Regions from separate parts of the Homo sapiens genome. Here region 2 is linked to region 1. The links are chromatin loops, found by intact Hi-C in ENCODE. Cell type or tissue: IMR-90. All regions are shown on one strand. Each heading gives the region's core, and the rest is flanking DNA. Links, peaks and the distances in the headings are about the cores only. Region 1 overlaps BRINP3 (BMP/retinoic acid inducible neural specific 3). Region 2 holds the start of LINC01701 (long intergenic non-protein coding RNA 1701).

Evidence for each region. Hi-C counts contacts between places; a loop is a spot of excess contacts. Peaks named below come from ENCODE experiments on the same cell type or tissue, not always from the same donor. Only the 100,000 strongest peaks of a DNase experiment are listed, where the experiment ranks them.
Region 2: it touches region 1 in a loop (2.0-fold over the local background); 1 of 110 quality-filtered maps calls a loop at or near these places.

The regions. Positions count from the first base shown.
Region 1 is chr1:190,163,045-190,171,771 of GRCh38, forward strand. All of the region lies in intron 6 of BRINP3 (BMP/retinoic acid inducible neural specific 3), which reads right to left. Among named protein-coding and RNA genes, the nearest start is that of BRINP3, 310 kb to the right of the region's middle. In IMR-90, for the core only: no CTCF peak of the experiment used is centred there; DNase peaks (open chromatin) are centred at 5,257, 6,467 and 7,487.
Region 2 is chr1:189,771,425-189,780,151 of GRCh38, forward strand. It overlaps LINC01701 (long intergenic non-protein coding RNA 1701), which reads left to right and starts at 4,045. Exons shown (of 4, transcript XR_001737811.1): 1 at 4,045-4,141; 2 at 5,836-5,913. In IMR-90, for the core only: no CTCF peak of the experiment used is centred there; a DNase peak (open chromatin) is centred at 4,117.

The DNA of each region.
Region 1 (8,727 bases), core at 443-8,442:
AATTCACTCTACTTAGAAGACCCCCGGAAATATTCCTGTGGATATCTTTTCTTTTATTGTTGGCAATTAGTAAAATTTATATTTATAGAATACAGAAATAAAATTTGAATGATGCATTAGTATTATAATATAAATCAACAATTTACATAACTACAGAAATAAAACACAATTGTTAGGGATGCCAGATAACATTTTATCTTATAGGAATTACCAAAGCTATGTAAAAAATAAAGTATTATTTGCTTTTAAAGTGGAAAATACACAACAGCCCTACTTTTGGGGATACATAAATAAGCCTGTAAAAGAAAACAAATCAATACCATGTAAAAATTACCCAGAAAAAGTTAATCTAAAATATTGGTAATTAGAGAGATTTTATTCTACAAATATCTCTGTGTTAAGTATGTATCAAGTGAGTACTTTTCATGGCATAATTTTGAGGACAATGGAGAAACAAAGTAACCAACTGCAAAAACAATAATAATGGGAATAAACATCATCTAAGCTGGCAGGAATTTATAGTCAGTCACAGTCTTCTTAAAACTTTTCACATGAAGCAAATAATAATACGTAGTGAAATGTATTATATTAATGAATTCTGTGGAAATAAATAGAATTAGACTGGGTGACAACTTTCTAATAAATTATAGATGAATAATGAGGCATGATGTTAACTCTCTGGACTACTACTACTTCTCCATTAAAAATTGAGTAATTTTGAAAATAGTTAAACAAGGTTTGTTGTGCCTTTATCCTTTTTCCGTCAATAGAAAATCTAGTTAACACTTGATAACCAATTAGCTAATTTTGAAACTAATAGCTATAAATATTAATTCAATTATTTATCCCAGTAATCCTTCATGCAGATTTTATTGGAGCAATTTTATATGCAAAACACAGGTAAGACTTGGTTTCATAACTCTGTTAGCAAAAAGTTTTATTAACACCACTATATTAAATTATCTTATGTATTTATGTCTTTGGCATTTATTTCCATGCTTTGCAATTGAATTAAACTGATGAGAGTGGGGAACTGAAAATTTTGGGGATGTTAAAGAATCAGACTCAGATACATACCCCCGATTGGAATTTTTGCCCTTACTAATAAACGTAAAAAAACTTTGACCAATGCAGTTAATTGTGTACTTTCAAATGTTCAGAACCTCTATTCAGAACTGCTTTAGAATATATTTTCAAAGATATTCTAAAGCATTCTAAGTTTTCTAGAGTTTTGAGGGTATATAATTTACTTCCTGAATTATGTAAAACATTAATCAGTTTTTCATTATTTGTAAGTAATTTCTTGAGTTATAAATCAACTAAAATAACTCAAAACAGAAGCTGCTGTCATTGGTAAGCAGGACTATGGATAGGGAGTATTGAAAGAGGAAACTTGTGCTTGCTTTTATGATTGTTATTAATTCATATTATTGTGCTAATTATATTACAATTTATATTAATATTGTGAATACATATAAAATATAAGCACAATACTACAGAATTATCAATACACCAAGTACATATCTTCTGTTTCAGACATTGATTTTTTATTTATTATTTTTTAGAGACAAGGTTTCACTCTATTGCCCAGGCTGAAGTAGGGTGGCATGATCATAGCTCATTGTAACCTTGAGCTCTTGGGCTCACGCAATTCTCCGGCCTCGTCCACTCCAGCAGGTAGGATTACATGCCTAGCTAATATTTTATCTTTTATCTCTTTTTTTTTTTGTAGACATGGGGTCTTACCATATTGTACAGGCTCAAGCAATCCTCCCATCTCATCGACCCAAAACGCTGGAGTTTCAGGTATGACCTACAGTGCCTGGCTTCAGACATTTAAATAAAATGACATTATTTAATTACTTGTTAACATGAGGTAAAACTCTACTGGCTCACATTTTATGTATGTGTTTTTTTAAATCAATGTATATATTGGTATAATTCAAGTATTTCAGTAGAAATGACAATGCAATATGGATAATAAATTTATTATGAAAGCATAGCAACAGTTTCAGTACAATGATAGAAAAATACATAATATCTAACGAAATACATAAAGGATGATCACAGGGCACATAAAATAAAAAGAGAAATAGAAAAAAACATATGTCTGATATATATATAAAGAATCCATGCAAACATTTGTTTTTACACACAAAAAATGATCATTTCTGATTTTATATTACCAATCCAATGACTTTAAATCCATTTCTTCTACTTATGTTTGTGAACATAGGATTTCTTGGAAAATAATAAGTGCTCATAACAAATTCTAGTAACACAATTTTTTTGTAAGCAATAAACTAAAAAAAAAAAGTATTACTTTCTCACACTAAATGCAAAACTTTGGGGCTTTCCATACATGAACACATAGCAAGTATGCTCTGTTTCATTGGCTGTTTTTTTTTTTTTTTTTTGTGTGTGTGTGTGTGTGTGTGTGTGTGTGTGTGTTTTGCTGTTGTTTAGTCTACAGTTGGTTTAGACGCAATACTAAGTACTAATTCCAAAGCTGACAAATAAATATGAAACTATGTTTTCAATGTTATTGCTCAACCAGAACACCCTCTAATAAAGCTATTTCTTGTTTCTTGAGAACCACATTTTCCTGGAATATGAGTTCCTTTGTCTTCTGATTTTCAGTGGCAAAAAAAAAAAAAATTCTAGCAAATAAGTTAATCAAAAACCTCGACACTACAGAAATACTAGCTTTAAGTCAGTAAGATACAAAATTGGCAAGATATGAAAGAAGTGGGAATGTGAGTGAGAAGAAAGACTCACGGCAAGAAAAGTTGAGACAGAGAAATTCCAGACAGTGTCCTGAATAGCAGAAAGTTACCAAGGGCTGAAATGGCACCTGCTCCTCCAGGGAGCACTACTAATACACAAATTTTGACCCTCGCTATAACCCTTAGTAGAACTGGTAGATTTTTTACTTTTGCTAACTTTTTTTCTCCTAACGGTTCTAAGGGACTATTTCAATGATTTGTATTGGTTTTGAAATTTCCCAATATCTACAGTAAATCACTGATATGACTTTGAGTAGCCACACATCAATGTAAGTCTATTCAAACCATTCTATAAGCCATGGGTATAGAGTTTATACGGAAACTGACAAAATACTATAATGCTGCATAAAGTAAATGGCAAGCCTGTTCAATAGCTTGTGAACTGGACAATTTTATGAGGCTACAAAGTGATGGGTACATAAGGGTATAAATCAGAAACAGATTCTAATTCCTTAGTAGCTGCCAGAAATAAGGTATGCTGTTTCTCACTATTTTATTTTTCTCTGAAAGATGCATCATGTTTTATATTAAAGCATTTCAATACATCAAGCCAATTAATCTGTCCCTCACTGGGTTGCCCTGTTTATGACCCCATTCATCTGTTTGAGAAATTACTCAAATACAGCCTTATCTCTTAGAAGCTGGAAAACCCAGGTCCTCACTCTCCCAGTGTCCTTGCAACTACGGAGGGATTGGGTGTATCATTTAAACTAGAAGAAACAGGTGTACCACCCAGATTTTGATCTTAAGTTGTTAATGCAAAGACAAAGAGAGTGCCTAGAGAAATTTTCTCAGGAGATAATGTTTGCAGCAGTAATGGTAATGGTTAGTTGGTTAGTTCCATATGGTGTTGTTCATTGCAGTTAGCAGTGTTGACCTCACTAAATACGTCTTATGCATTTCTTTTTTTTAAGATGGGGTCTCACTCTATCACTCAGGCTGGAGTCCAGTGGGATGATTTCTGCTCACTACAACCTCCACCCCCAGGGTTCAAGCGACTCTCGTCCCTCAGCCTCCCAAGTAGCTGGGATTACAGGCGCATACCACTACTTCCGGCTAGTTTTTTATATTTTTAGTAGAGACGGGGATTCACCATGTTGGCCAGGCTGGACTTGAACTCCTGACCTCGGGTGATCTGCCCGCCTCAGCCTCCCAAAGTGTTGGGATTACATGCGTGAGACATCGCGCCGGGCCTATGAAATTTTTTTTTACTGTTTCCTGTGTAGCACATGAGTAGGTTTCCCTACTTTTCTTGGCGATTTGATGTGCCATCCAGAATCCCTTTATCCGATTTTGGATTTTGGTTGTGTCATCCAAAATCCCTGAATTTATCCGATTAAGTGAGCTAGAGCCTGTTTGTCTTATTTACATCAAAGAATCTGGGCTTATACAGGTACAGATACCAGAAGTGGTTTGGTAAAAGCTTCCAAAGAAAATTGAGAGCATATGTGGTTTGTTTCCTACTGGCTGGGACAAAAAGCTTTATAAACCTACACAGCATTAAGGGTAGAATTTTGACATTAGAAATTCCACCTCTGCCCACCTAGAATGAAGTGTGTGTTGCAGAAATGGCATTTGGACCTATATGCCTGCATATAATTGAATGAAGAGCATGAAAAATTCAAAGACTGTGGGTGAGTTTACTACTAATAGAGATGGTTTGCTTAAAGTGCCCCAATTCCTACCCATTCAAAGTACAGAATGAATGTGAGACTTTCAAAGCCTGTGCTAAATAAATCTTTCACCTCTTGCAGCTGTAGGGCTTCAAAACAAGCTTTGACCCCAGGATTGAATTTAAATTCCTTTCAGATCTGTTATGTTAAAGTTACAAAGAACCGTGATTGGAGAGGCATGGGAACCTCGGAACTGAAGGGTAGATATGTAGGATGACTGGAATTGATTTAAAATAATCTAAAGCATAAACTTTTGCTTTCCCACCCCTGTGAAGCCAATTCTTATGCCCATTATGCCCCAGGGGAGCTTATTAAAAATATTCAAAGGGAAGGATAATTTTCCAACAGACTACCAAGAATTTGCTCATTTTTTATTGGAGGAAAAAGCATTAAATGCATGGGTAAAAGGAATGCTAGTATCTCCGAGTGCTGTATTGGCATTTGTCTATAGGATAGGGACATCAGAGTGAAAATCGGTGTGAAATCAGTTCAGCTCTGACTTCAATGAATATATAATTACCCTCTGTACTGAGGCCCAGTAGCAACTATTAGCCATCAGAGTCACAGTGAACATAGGTATTGTAATACACAGATAGTTCAATGTGCTACTTAGAAATGTTTAACCTGTAGAAATTTTAGAGTTTACTAATCAGATCATGCGCATTGACAAATACATGACCAGTGCCTTGAGGTCCTATTTAATTTGTATATATATATATATATAAAAAGCAAGACATAGGTCTGGCAACAAAGGCCTGGTTTGAGTCATCATGAGAAGAAAGTTGTCTTATCAAATTCTCAGCCCTGAATCATTCCTGAATCATTTCAAAGACCACATCTCTTGTATCACAGGTTAGTAAGTATGGCAAATATTCAACTCGAATGGTGAGTGATAATTTCTGGGGCCCTGGTATGCTACAATATTCTGGAAATCAGAGTGTGGTCTTATAAAAATCCGGTAATAAATTCAATTTCTCCTATATGCTCTTCACATTAGGCCAATAAAGACTGTAACCCATAAGATGTTTAGTTTCCAATTACTTGAGTAAAAAATTGTAATGGAAGAACATTGACTTCATAAGCTATTATGGAGTAAGATCAATTAAGACAAAAATACAAAGTGAAGCTTCCTGTTTCTGCTTAAAGTATAAATCTAGAGTTACATTGCTTGTTTTTCATGTTTGACACAATTCCAGGAATTTGGGATGCATGCAGTACTTGAAAATTGTGAAGAGAGTATTCATATTCCATCTCCAATTAACTCAAAATGTTGGCTAAAGCTTCAACATAGAGTCATTCTAATTAAAACTGCTATTCCTGATGTGGTAGCTTTACCATTGGCATGATTCTTGGCACTGGGGATAATGCTTCCTCTCTGGCATAAATTGTTTTCTCTATAACTGTAAACAGAGAATATCAGGCACAATTTTTCTTTCATATGTCAGTTACAAGAGTTAAAGATTCTCATTGTATTCTGGGTTTAAGTAATTTCTCAGCATCTGTGCTACAATTTATTTTACAAGGACGTAGATCATCTCACTGTGCCACAGGACATATTTTGTTAATGACATACTCTGAAAAATATGAAATGTGAAATATGTAAAAAAACACGACTAGCAGGTATTCTAGCTTCTGGCCTATACCTTAAGTATGCATGAGGACTGAAAATAAACGTTATTTATATTGAGAGTCTGGTGATTCTGTGCACATTTGGATATCCTCTTCAAAATGAAGAACAAGTAACTGCTTCTTCATATCCCCTTAATAAGAAAGATGTACAAATCTTGGAAGTTGCATAAAATGCTTTCTCTGGTGACATTACTGATAATGATGACTTCAGTGATCTGTATTGGTGTGGCAGATGTGCCAGCTGCAATGCTTTTGCTCCTTGATGCCCTCAAGAGATTACTTCTGCTATTGTGATTTGAGGCTTGTTTCTGGCATAGCATCTGAGCCAGCATCTCCAATCCTTTTGTTGATTCTGTGAACTATCCAATCCGATGTCTTTAAATAAATTCCTTTCTGCTGCAATCAGATGCTGTTCTTACAAGAATGCTGACTGATACAGCTAACTGAGGCCTCAAGGGCAATTATAATTTGTAGTTCAACAAGATTTTAACAAATATTTGTTGAATGTCTACTGTGTACCAATCACTGTGCTACTTGAGTGTTAAAACCACAGTAATAATAATTATTACTGTTATAATAATGACAACTTTATCAGGAATTCTGTGTTGATGAAATTATATAATTACTATGAAAACAATAAAATGTCTTTTATATAATTAGTCATAAATAACTGTTAGTTATTATTTTTCTTTTATAATTTATTTAGTGTTTCCATATGTGCTGTGCTCAGCACTTTACATGGATTAGCCCGTTTAATCCTTACAGCAGTCCTAGGAGGTGGGTCCCATTATAATCTACATTTTGCTGATGAGAAAATTTCCCTAAGCAAGTTTCAGCAAGCTGTTCAAAGTGACACAGTTATTAATTAAAGCCCAGAACAAACGAAGTCTGAAAAAAGTAAGGCTCCTGCCTTAATAAATATAAATTTTTGTAGAGTTGACAGGAAAATAAAATTATTATTCCCTACACTTAAAGAGTGCTTTTGTTTGGTAGACTTTTCATAAATATTATCATATTCAATCTCATAATAACCATGAGGTAGGACAGTCTGGTTTTGTTGAGATGTGGTGTGAAATGAATTTGAATTATAGGATTATTGACAGACCAACCTATGAGAGAAAAAAAATAGGAAAATAATAGACCTGAGGAAATATAAAAGGAAAGAATTTTATATTTCTCTGAGGGTGAGAACAATGTTTTATTTTTCTTTGTATTTTCCCTTTCCAAAGCCCTAAGACAGCATATTACATATACTATGAATTAAGTATATATTTCTTAAATGTCGTAACCAATTAACAAGTTCCAGAAGGAAATGATTGAACCTAAATATAAACATCTACAGACTAGTTCATGTGGAAAAGCAGTTAGAGCTTAGTCATATAAAACGTGAAGCCATTTTTTTATATCTTATGACCACGAATGACTCAAGTGGGTAAAAAACAGTTGAAATAACATATGTTTTACAATTCTAAGACTTAATACTAATATGAATAAAGAGAAGTCAGGTTGAAAGCAAAACTGCAAGATAAAAATGTAGATACATTTCTTAACTTATGGATGAGAAAATGGCAAATGAAATTTAGGTGGAAAAATTATAATGTGTGTAAATTGCAGCTTGATGACTTACTAGTCAAAATATCCTGCAATAACCTGTGATCATTAGTTATAAGCAAAATTAGTAGTACATATTCATGGCTACATTAGTAAAATTTACATTCAGTACCTTTTAAGTCTTAAGCATTTTTATAGGCCCTTAACACTCTTAACTCTCTATCTTAGTTATTGCTGTAATGTCTGCTGCACTGAAACAATAACCATGACTTAGATATGTTGAGTAAATTTTTCCAAGTGTGATGCCTGCTATGTAATGCCTGGAGAAAAGTTGCTGAACACACAAGCAATATTTGCCTATGAGACTGAAACTCAATTGAAGCCATGTACCCACTGGCAGATGAGGAATCCAGAGCTAAAGTGAAGGTGGTGAGAGATAATCTCAGAGGAGGGATTTTTACCCTGGCCTAAGCGGTCAGTGTGGTTGACGAGATGCCACCCATAGTTCCCTGTTTCTTTATTGGACATAAAGAAATCAGCATACATGCACAAGCATATTGCTGTTTTTGATTGTTTGGTTGCTTGTTTACTTGTACTAACTAGCCAACAGTATGTTGATCAACATCTAATGGAGAGAGAATTGGTGGAAAACACTTCACACCCTTTAAAGAGCAAGTAATAATACCTTCAAGGAAAAATACCCTTTCTTTTAAACAGGAAACACTTGCTTGCCACTACTCTCCTCTTGTAGGCCAATTGTTAATTTTTGCATTAGTTTTTATTCCTTTTCACCAGTCAATGTAAATGGAGGCCAAATAAGTTTAGTGATTTCCTTATGAATAAAGATCTACAGAAAAGTTGAATTAGTACTTAAATTAAGAAATTTCATCCATAATTTGTCTTTCATATTATGTTGCTACTGAAGTGTTACATATATTAAATGAAAATGTATAATAATTATTAAAATAACACTAATTCACATATTATTTAACTATTAGGAAAGTTAAGAACAAGCATAAAATATATTATACACTAGCCACATTGAGTATCTCTACACATAACTAGGAAGAATGGGAAACCTGTCAGTT
Region 2 (8,727 bases), core at 307-8,306, 390 kb before region 1:
TGGTCATATTTAACTATCAGTGTAGTAAATTTAAGTTTCAGATTTCCATATATGTTAATCGAAGTTGTTTATTTGTTCATTATATTTTAGGAAAAATAATTCAATATGAATAATTTTTATATTTACCATTTTAATAACATTCAAATACTTTTTCTCAATAAATGGGTTCAAATATCCAAAATCTTGCCTATATGTTTCATAATACAAAAAACAAGATACATATGTTTTATCAGAAAAAGGCTATTATAATTTCAAGTTCAAAATCTACATTTGACTCTGTTTTTATACATATATTTAGTAATACTATATATTTTTATATTTGGTAAAAGTAAAATTTTTCAGCTGAAAATGTGACTATTCTCTGATTGTGCACAAATAAAAAACTTTATGTCCACATGTTTAACTCGGCAAACACAATTTACTACAGATTTTGGTGTTTTCATTCTGGTGCAGCCTGGAGAACTGTGAGCCAATTAAACCTCTTTTCTTTACAAATTGCCCAATCTTAAGTATTTCTTTATAGCAACGCAAAAATAGCCTAACACAGTAAGTGACCTATAAAGTTGTTTATGGACTCCTGGGCTCATCTCCAAGCTTCATGCATGGATTCCATACTTAAAAAAATCACAAAAATGCTTTAGAATTGAACTAAAACTAAATCACTGCCCAGGTCCCAGACTGGCCACTGTGTATGTTACATGCAGACCACATTCAAACAGCAAAGTAAAGATTTTGAAAACTATTATTGCAAACACAACACAAAAAAAGCTTGTCAGAACTTATAGCCTGATTCCAACTGGGTTGATTGACTTCTAAACTAGAAATATCAGTCTCCACAGAATTTAAGGAAGAAGCAGAACCTCATAACATTATATACAAAATATCAAGATATAATCCAAAATTACTTGTAATGTGAAGAATCAGAAAAACACCTGATGTGAAAAAACCATCAATATTTGCCAAGACTGAAGTAACATAGATGTTGTAACTATTATTACAAGGGTTTTGTAAGCAACTATTTAAAAATGCCCCAAAAACCAAGGATGAATAAGAAATAACAACAATAACATAACCTTCAAGGTATGAGCTCATTAGAAAAGTGGAGATGAAAAAGGAAAGTCAGTGAACTTGAAAGTAGATCAATAGAAGTTATCCAGTATGGTCAATAAATACAGATGATCAAAAAATAAACAGTGCTCTCAGAGACATACGGGACAATTGTAGAATATCTAAATTTTGTGTCATCAGAGTCCTAGAAAGAGAGGAAAACTGTGCAGAAAATAATAAAGAAATAATTGCCAAAAACTTTCTCAAATTAGTGAAACTTATAAACATACAGGTTCAAGAAGTTCAGAGAAACCCTAAATAAGATAACCTCAAAGAAATCCACATCCAAACACACTTAATTAAACTATTGAAAACTAGAGAGAAAAAAGTCCCAAAGGCAGCCAGAGAAAAGTGAGGCTCCTAGAGGCAAAAACAATTGGAACAACTATGGATTTCTCATCACAATTCACGGAAGACAGAAACAAGTGGAACATTTTTCCTAAAATGCTGATGGAAATAATTTCAATCTAACATTATATCCGTGAAAATATTCTTCATGCATGAACAGGAATCAAGGCAGGAATCAAGGCATTCTCAGATTACGGAAAATTCACTGTGTATAGGCTTGCTCTAGAAAATTACTAAACAATGTCTTTAGGCAGAAAGAAAATGTTACCACCAGGAAACTTGGAACATCAAGGATGAAAAATAGTAGTAAAAATGGTAAACGTATGGCTATATGGAATAAACTATTGTTCTCCTCTTTCGTTATTAAAATATGTTTTATGTTTAAAAGCAAATATTATAATTTTGTTGAATGTGTTTTAAATGTATGTGGATGTCATATATAAGACAGCAGTAATCTAAACTAGGGACAATAAAGGTACCTGTATGGTGATAAGGTTTCTATATTGTCCTCGAAGGGGTAAAATATTGAATCAAGTTTGATTTTGGAAAGTTAAATATGCATATAGTAATCATGATATCAAAGACTAAAAATAAATTGTACAAACAGCTATAATAAAAAATATAGTTGACAAATTGAAATGAGATACAAAAAAGGTTGAAATAATCCCAAGGAAAGCAGGAAAGAGAAAACAGAGGAATCAAAAGAAAAAAAAAAGAAAGAAGAAATAGAGAGAACAAGAATAAAACAAATAAAAAAATGATAGAACTAAATTCAAATTAATTATATTAGAAGTTTAATTGGACAAGCTGAAGCACAAACATTAAAAGACAGATTGTCGGAATAGATTAAGAAATGCCCAACTGTATGTTATCTGTGAGAAACTTACTTTGAATATAATGATATTTGTAGGTTAAAAGTAAAAGGATAAAAATAAATACATATATCATGCAAATACTAATCAAAAGAATGATGGAGTGGCTATAGCAATATCAAACAAAGTAGATTTCAGAACAAAGAATAAACATAAATCACATCAAATTACTTTCTAGTTAAAAACCTTTGTATTGTTTCCAATTCCTCAGAATCATATTCGAATCCCTTATCTTGACCTAACAAAAACCATCTAAAAACCATATTTATACTCCTACCCAGACACCTCTTATCCATTTATAAACTGTTTCACTTAATAGCTCTTAAAACTACCTGAAATTTTCTTATAAATTGTATTTGTTTATTCCCAGGATAATATAAACTCCATAACAGAAATGTCTTTGTCTGTCTTGTTCACTCTAATGTCCTTGGTGTCTATAAACAGTGCTTGATATAGAATAGATATCCAATAAATAAAATTTAGGTGCTTACATTAATTTTCTATGAATTCTTTTAAAAATGAGAATTTTTACCGTTATATAATACTTATAAAGTCCCCGAACAACCACAAATATAATTTTACCACCACTTCTTGATTTTAAACTAATTGGCAGAAGTTTATCTTTCATTAGTGTTCTTCCACAAGTAAAAATTTATTGACTTCATATGAATGTCTATGGATGATGTAAGGAGAATTCTCAAATGTTGATGCTTTTTACTCTGGGCAGTTCTTCACATTATGAGGCTATGGATTTTCCAAATATGAGTGAAACAAGCAAAAATTACGTAAGCTTTCTTGAAAATCAGAAAACATTCTGAATTTTGTTCACTAATAAATTCCAAGAAAATTCAAGACAAACTGGTCTAATGTAATTAAAATAAACAAGAAGGACAAAGAAGAGTAGGAGGAGAAAAAGAGGGAGAAAAGTTATTAATAGCCTTGTAATTTTAAGTTTGGAGAATTACAGAATCTGAAATGGAGAGAAATTGAAAGGCTAATATTAACCTGATTCAGCTATATTTAATTTGGTAAACATATGAAAATGTGCTTTCAGATAGTAGGCAGTGAATGATTACAGATATATACAGGTCTGTTTGGCCAAGAATGAGTATACAGACGATCTCGGCATGCAGTGTCAGGTTGAAGTGCAAATAAATGTGAGATGCCAGAGCACTCATCACATTCTAGGCCTTCAGTAAATATTTGTTGAATGGATGAAAGGTAAACTAAATACATATTTTTAGAGATTTTTGGAGGCTGCTTTCCTGTGGACTCAGAACTGTTACTTCACATTTTTTTCCTATAAAGATATTCTGCTTCTCTTCTCTCAGAGGTAAACATGAAACCCAGCCTCACCAATGATAATTATCACTCAGATGTACACAGTGACTCTTCAAGGGATAAGCACATAATCCAAGTTAAGCAAATCAACATTTTCTGTAGAAATATTTAATTTGGAACTGAGAAAAGCACATTTTCTGATGTGGTTTTTTTCTTCTGTTTTGCTTTGGAGTTTTGAGATTGTGAATAGTGTGTTGCGAGTTGTCACACCTCCTTCAATACATGCTGATCATCAGAGAATAAGCATGACATATAGAAATAAACCAAAATATCACATGTTGGGGAACCACCTCCCCCCAATTCATGTTCTTTTCATTTGAAAAAGAAAATTCAATTAATGTAACTCAAAGTCTCTTCTATCCTCCTACACAGAAAAATAGAATGACTCATCCACTGACGTGTTTGGAAAGATTAAATTGGACATACTCATTTCAGCTCTACAACTTTTTCTGGAATGGAGCAGCTTGTAAGAGGTATGAAAAGAATTCCACCATCATTGCCTGTGACTGGAAGATAAGTCTGTCTAAATCAGTGGTTCACTTAACAAGTCCACTTGGCTGTGCTATCTAAGCTATATCTTTCAACTTAGCATTATCAGTAATAATGTTGACTGCCATGACTTATTCTCAATTGATTCAGTAACTTGACTGATAAGAGGAGTAGCAAGTGCTTGGTCTTTTCAGAATATCACAGAAAGTAAAGCCTAGAGAAACAATTTTCTTGCTGTTTAAATTTTTGATCCTCTCTATCCTTCAGGCCAGCTATCACCCTACTTATAGGTAGAATAAATATGCTAATACATCTCTTCTCTTCTCAATTGAATTCCATTTGTATTTCTGTCACATGCTAAATTGATAAACCTGAAGAAAATGATCATGTTTATTCATTATGTTCTCTTGCACAGACTAGTTAAAATATCACCATATTTATATAATGAGAGTGATAGGTTGGCTTACTTTTCTCATATGAACTCTAAATATATAATGTTATCAGTGCCAAAATGTAAATCTGTTTTCTTTCTTCGTGGGACTCACAAATGTGGTATGCTTGAGCGCAATATTTACTTTATAGACTTTAATACCGTTTTTAGTATAAATTGAAAAACAAATATTTTATAAGCTACCATTTTCTGAAATACAGGTCCTTTTGCCTAGTGCCTCAAATGATCGGAATAAATATGAATTGTTCTCATATTCACCAATTCTATTAATCATTGATAATACGTGTAATTGTCATCAAAGAATGTTTTCTCAGGCTCATTTATTTCTAATTTTTTCCAGATGCTTATTTCTTTATTTGAGTATAACTTGCCTGACACAATTTGCTTGTGTATTATCAATGTGCATAAATAATAACATTGATCGATGTAGCATTTCCACAAATTTTATTGTTTGATTAAAATTTTACTTTGGAAACATTATGAACAAACTTACAGAATTTATTAATCTAATTGTGATGTTTTAGATGTCATATTTATAATTTTTACCAATAAAATTTCCTAAAATCTTCCTTAAATTCATGAAAAATTGTGTACTGATATTTGACCAACATTAACTATATATTCACGGTTACAAATAATACTTGTATAGCTGTTCTTGGCCATTTTAGGAGTCACAGACTAATTTGAATGTCTAGAGAAAGCTCTCTCTCCCTTCTCTACATTATTACACATTTATAGATTTTAAAAAATGTATTGACTTTCCTGATGCCCACCCATACACCATTTTTAATTTACACATCCCGAGGTAAGGAAAGAACGTCAGGCAAGTATATGATATGGGCACTTGCCTTATTCAAACTTCAGCTTATATTTGTATAATCTTTTTCCTAATGTAGTTGTGAAAACTTTACCAAGGTAGCAAATATAGTGTTGAACTTTTCCTTTCATTCTCTTGGTTCAATTTTATGTATATGCTTTAGGTTTTCTCATCTTGGTAACAAGCAACTTATATCAATTGCAAAAAAAAATCTGTCTTTTGATTGGTAATGTCTCAAAATTTACTGTTGGAACCTTCATCTGCAGCATTTCTGAAATGTAAAAATTCTGGTTACAAGTAGCTATTGTATTGATCCATATAAAGCTGAAACATTCAACTTAGAGTCTGCTAAGTTGTTACTTCTTATTTTGGTATAAGAATGACTTTTCTCTCTGTAAACTTCTCTTCAGGACATCATTAATTATTCTGCATGTTCTAAGATATGTGCTATGGAATGGAAGTGGATTTATTTTGCAGCCTGAATTAAGGTAAAGTGAGAGGAGCCTTCAAATTGGTAGAATCTGAAAATGTTTCTCTCTTGCATGATGGTTTTGCCTGTCTTACAGTCATCACCTATTTACTGCATCAGCCTGAGATTTTACTACCATAAAACTTCATGTCCAGTACCTTAAGGATTACATTAGCACAAAGCTAATTTTATTGTTTTGAAATTATCATTGGGACAAGCAGAATGTTCTCCCTACTCTGAATAGTTTTCAACAGTGAATTAATTGCCAAAGAATTCTTAGTGCAACCATCTAGTTGTTGACAGTAATTAAGCTTAAGTATTTCTTGGATTTACTAAGTGCCGATTGTATGCATCAAAAAGTCCTAATTCCTCAGCCAAGATTTCAGAATCTTCATATTCTGTTGCCAGTAAACTTATCCAAACTTATTTTTTATCTACTTAAAAAAGTTACCTTAAATGATCAGCAAATTTAACATCCCCTATTTATTAAATGTGTTACTTTTGCCAAGCAATGGGTTAAGTGTTTTATTTTTATATGCTATATACTCTTTGAAATAAGAACTATTATCATTCCCATTGTACATATAAAGACTAATAGGTCAGACAAGATGAGACACATTCATGGTGGTATGGCCATAGACAGAAGGGTAAATTAGTTTAACTGTTGTGGAAGACAGTGTGGCGATTCCTCAAAGACCTAGATGCAGAAATAGCATTTGACGCAGCAATCCCATTACTGGTTATATACCCAAAGGAATATAAATGATTCTGATATAACGATACATGCATGTGTATGTCCATTGCAGCACTATTCACAATAGCAAAAACATGGAATCAACCTAAATACCTATTGATGATAGACTGGATAAAGAAAATGTGGTGCATATACACTACAGAATACCATGCAGACATAAAAAGGAACAAGATTATGCCTTTTGCAGAAACATGGATGGAGCTGGAAGCCATTATCTTCAGCATACTCATGCAAGAACAGAAAACCAAATACTGCATGTTCTCACTTATAAGTGGTAGCTGAATTGTGAGAACACACGGACACATCAGGGGTGGGGCCTGTCGGAGGTTGGGGTGTTGGAGGAGGGAGAGCATCAGGAAGAATAGCTATTGGATGCTGGGCTTAATACATCATTGATGGGAAGATCTGTGCAGCAAACCACCAAGGCAGACATTTACCTATGTAACAAACCTGCACATCCTGCTCATGTGCCCCTGAACTTAAAATAAAAGTTGGAAATTTTTTTAAAAAAGATACGTAGGGCTAAATGGGTAAAGTGAATTTTCTAAGATCACAAAAACACTCTTGCCCACTTCAATACAAAAAATATGAATGATGTTTGTTGGACTGATTCAATGATGGATCCTAAAAATATGCCAGTTTTAGTGTGTTTGATATTCTTTATTTGTTCTTCCAATCTAGTATCCACCATTCTTACCTTCCTTGTTTCATGGGTATGAATGCGGTGACGTTATGAATGACATTAACTGATTTCTCTTGATTTCTAGCTTCCTGTTGTGGTCAGCTAATAGTGTCACTGAAAGAGATCTAGGCTACCATGAAGCTATTCTGCCAGTTTGTCATTGTGGCACAGTAGATCTAATGGTATTGAAAGTACCTATTGTAGATAAGAATGCTGTAAGGAGCCATGAGCAGGACTCTATAAGGGAAATAAATGTAAATTTTTAGGGTTTCAAAGCAAAGTTGTACCATTCTGCTTCTACAAAATAGCCGCTGGCTTGACTATGAGCCAGCCAGGTTACCATGGGACCTGATATGCTCAGCATAAACTGAGTGTTGTCTAATCCAATATACTGTAAGATTGGCAAGCAGACTCAGTAGCATCCCATCATTAAATGGAAGTGCTATATATGCTATTGGGCTTGAAGAGATTCTGAGGGAATAAGTAAGTCATGTGACCAAATGGCACATGACCAAATTCCCATGCCTCCTACTCTAAGTTGCCTCCTCCCTATAAATCTGCAACTATGGACTCCTAGGTGATACCTATAATAGGTTGACTGGGAAAAAAATAATAGGTCTGGTTGACAGATTATTTTTTACAAATATGCTATTACCTCTTGTAAATAGGTGGCTGAAGTATTATTTGCCTCTTCATGATGTCTCCAAGAAAAAGGATCAGAGATTTAAGCCTTGCTGAAAGCTAAGCATTTTGCTCACAGAGAGAGAGAACTAGCAAATGAATTTACACTGAGTATTGAGAGTGGCTAATATTTTGGCTGGATAATCAGAGAACTGAAAAAACAAAGTTGGAAAGTTTGGAGGTCTAGGAAAGAAGGTCTAGGGAAGAGGTACATATTAGACATCTCCGAATGGGCATAGAGTGTGAAGCTACTTGGGTTTCATGAGCAGCTCACTAAGAAGCAACCATAGAAGAGTAAAATGTTAATAATCAGGTGGACAAGTTGAAATGTTCTGTAATAGGTGCTGATCTTTTCCTTGTCATATAGACTCACAAACAAAGCAGCATGGTGTTGGGAATGGAGGTTTTGCATGGGTTCAGCAACAGGAATATTCACTTGCTAAACCCTTCCCACACTGCCAGGGGCAGAGGCAAATACTGCATTCCCAACATGGCATCACTGCCCTGGAAATATGGGAAAAAAATCATCCAGCCACTTCTATCATGAAAAGAGAAATGCTTACTTTTCTTTGAAATAATCCTTTGCTCTGGATACAAATTTGCCTTTTTTGTTAGCAATGCTTATGCACAAGTCACCTTCTGTGGTCTTTGAAATATCTTTTTCAACATTATAGAATTACACATAGCATTACTTTTGACTGGGAAACTTCTGTTAG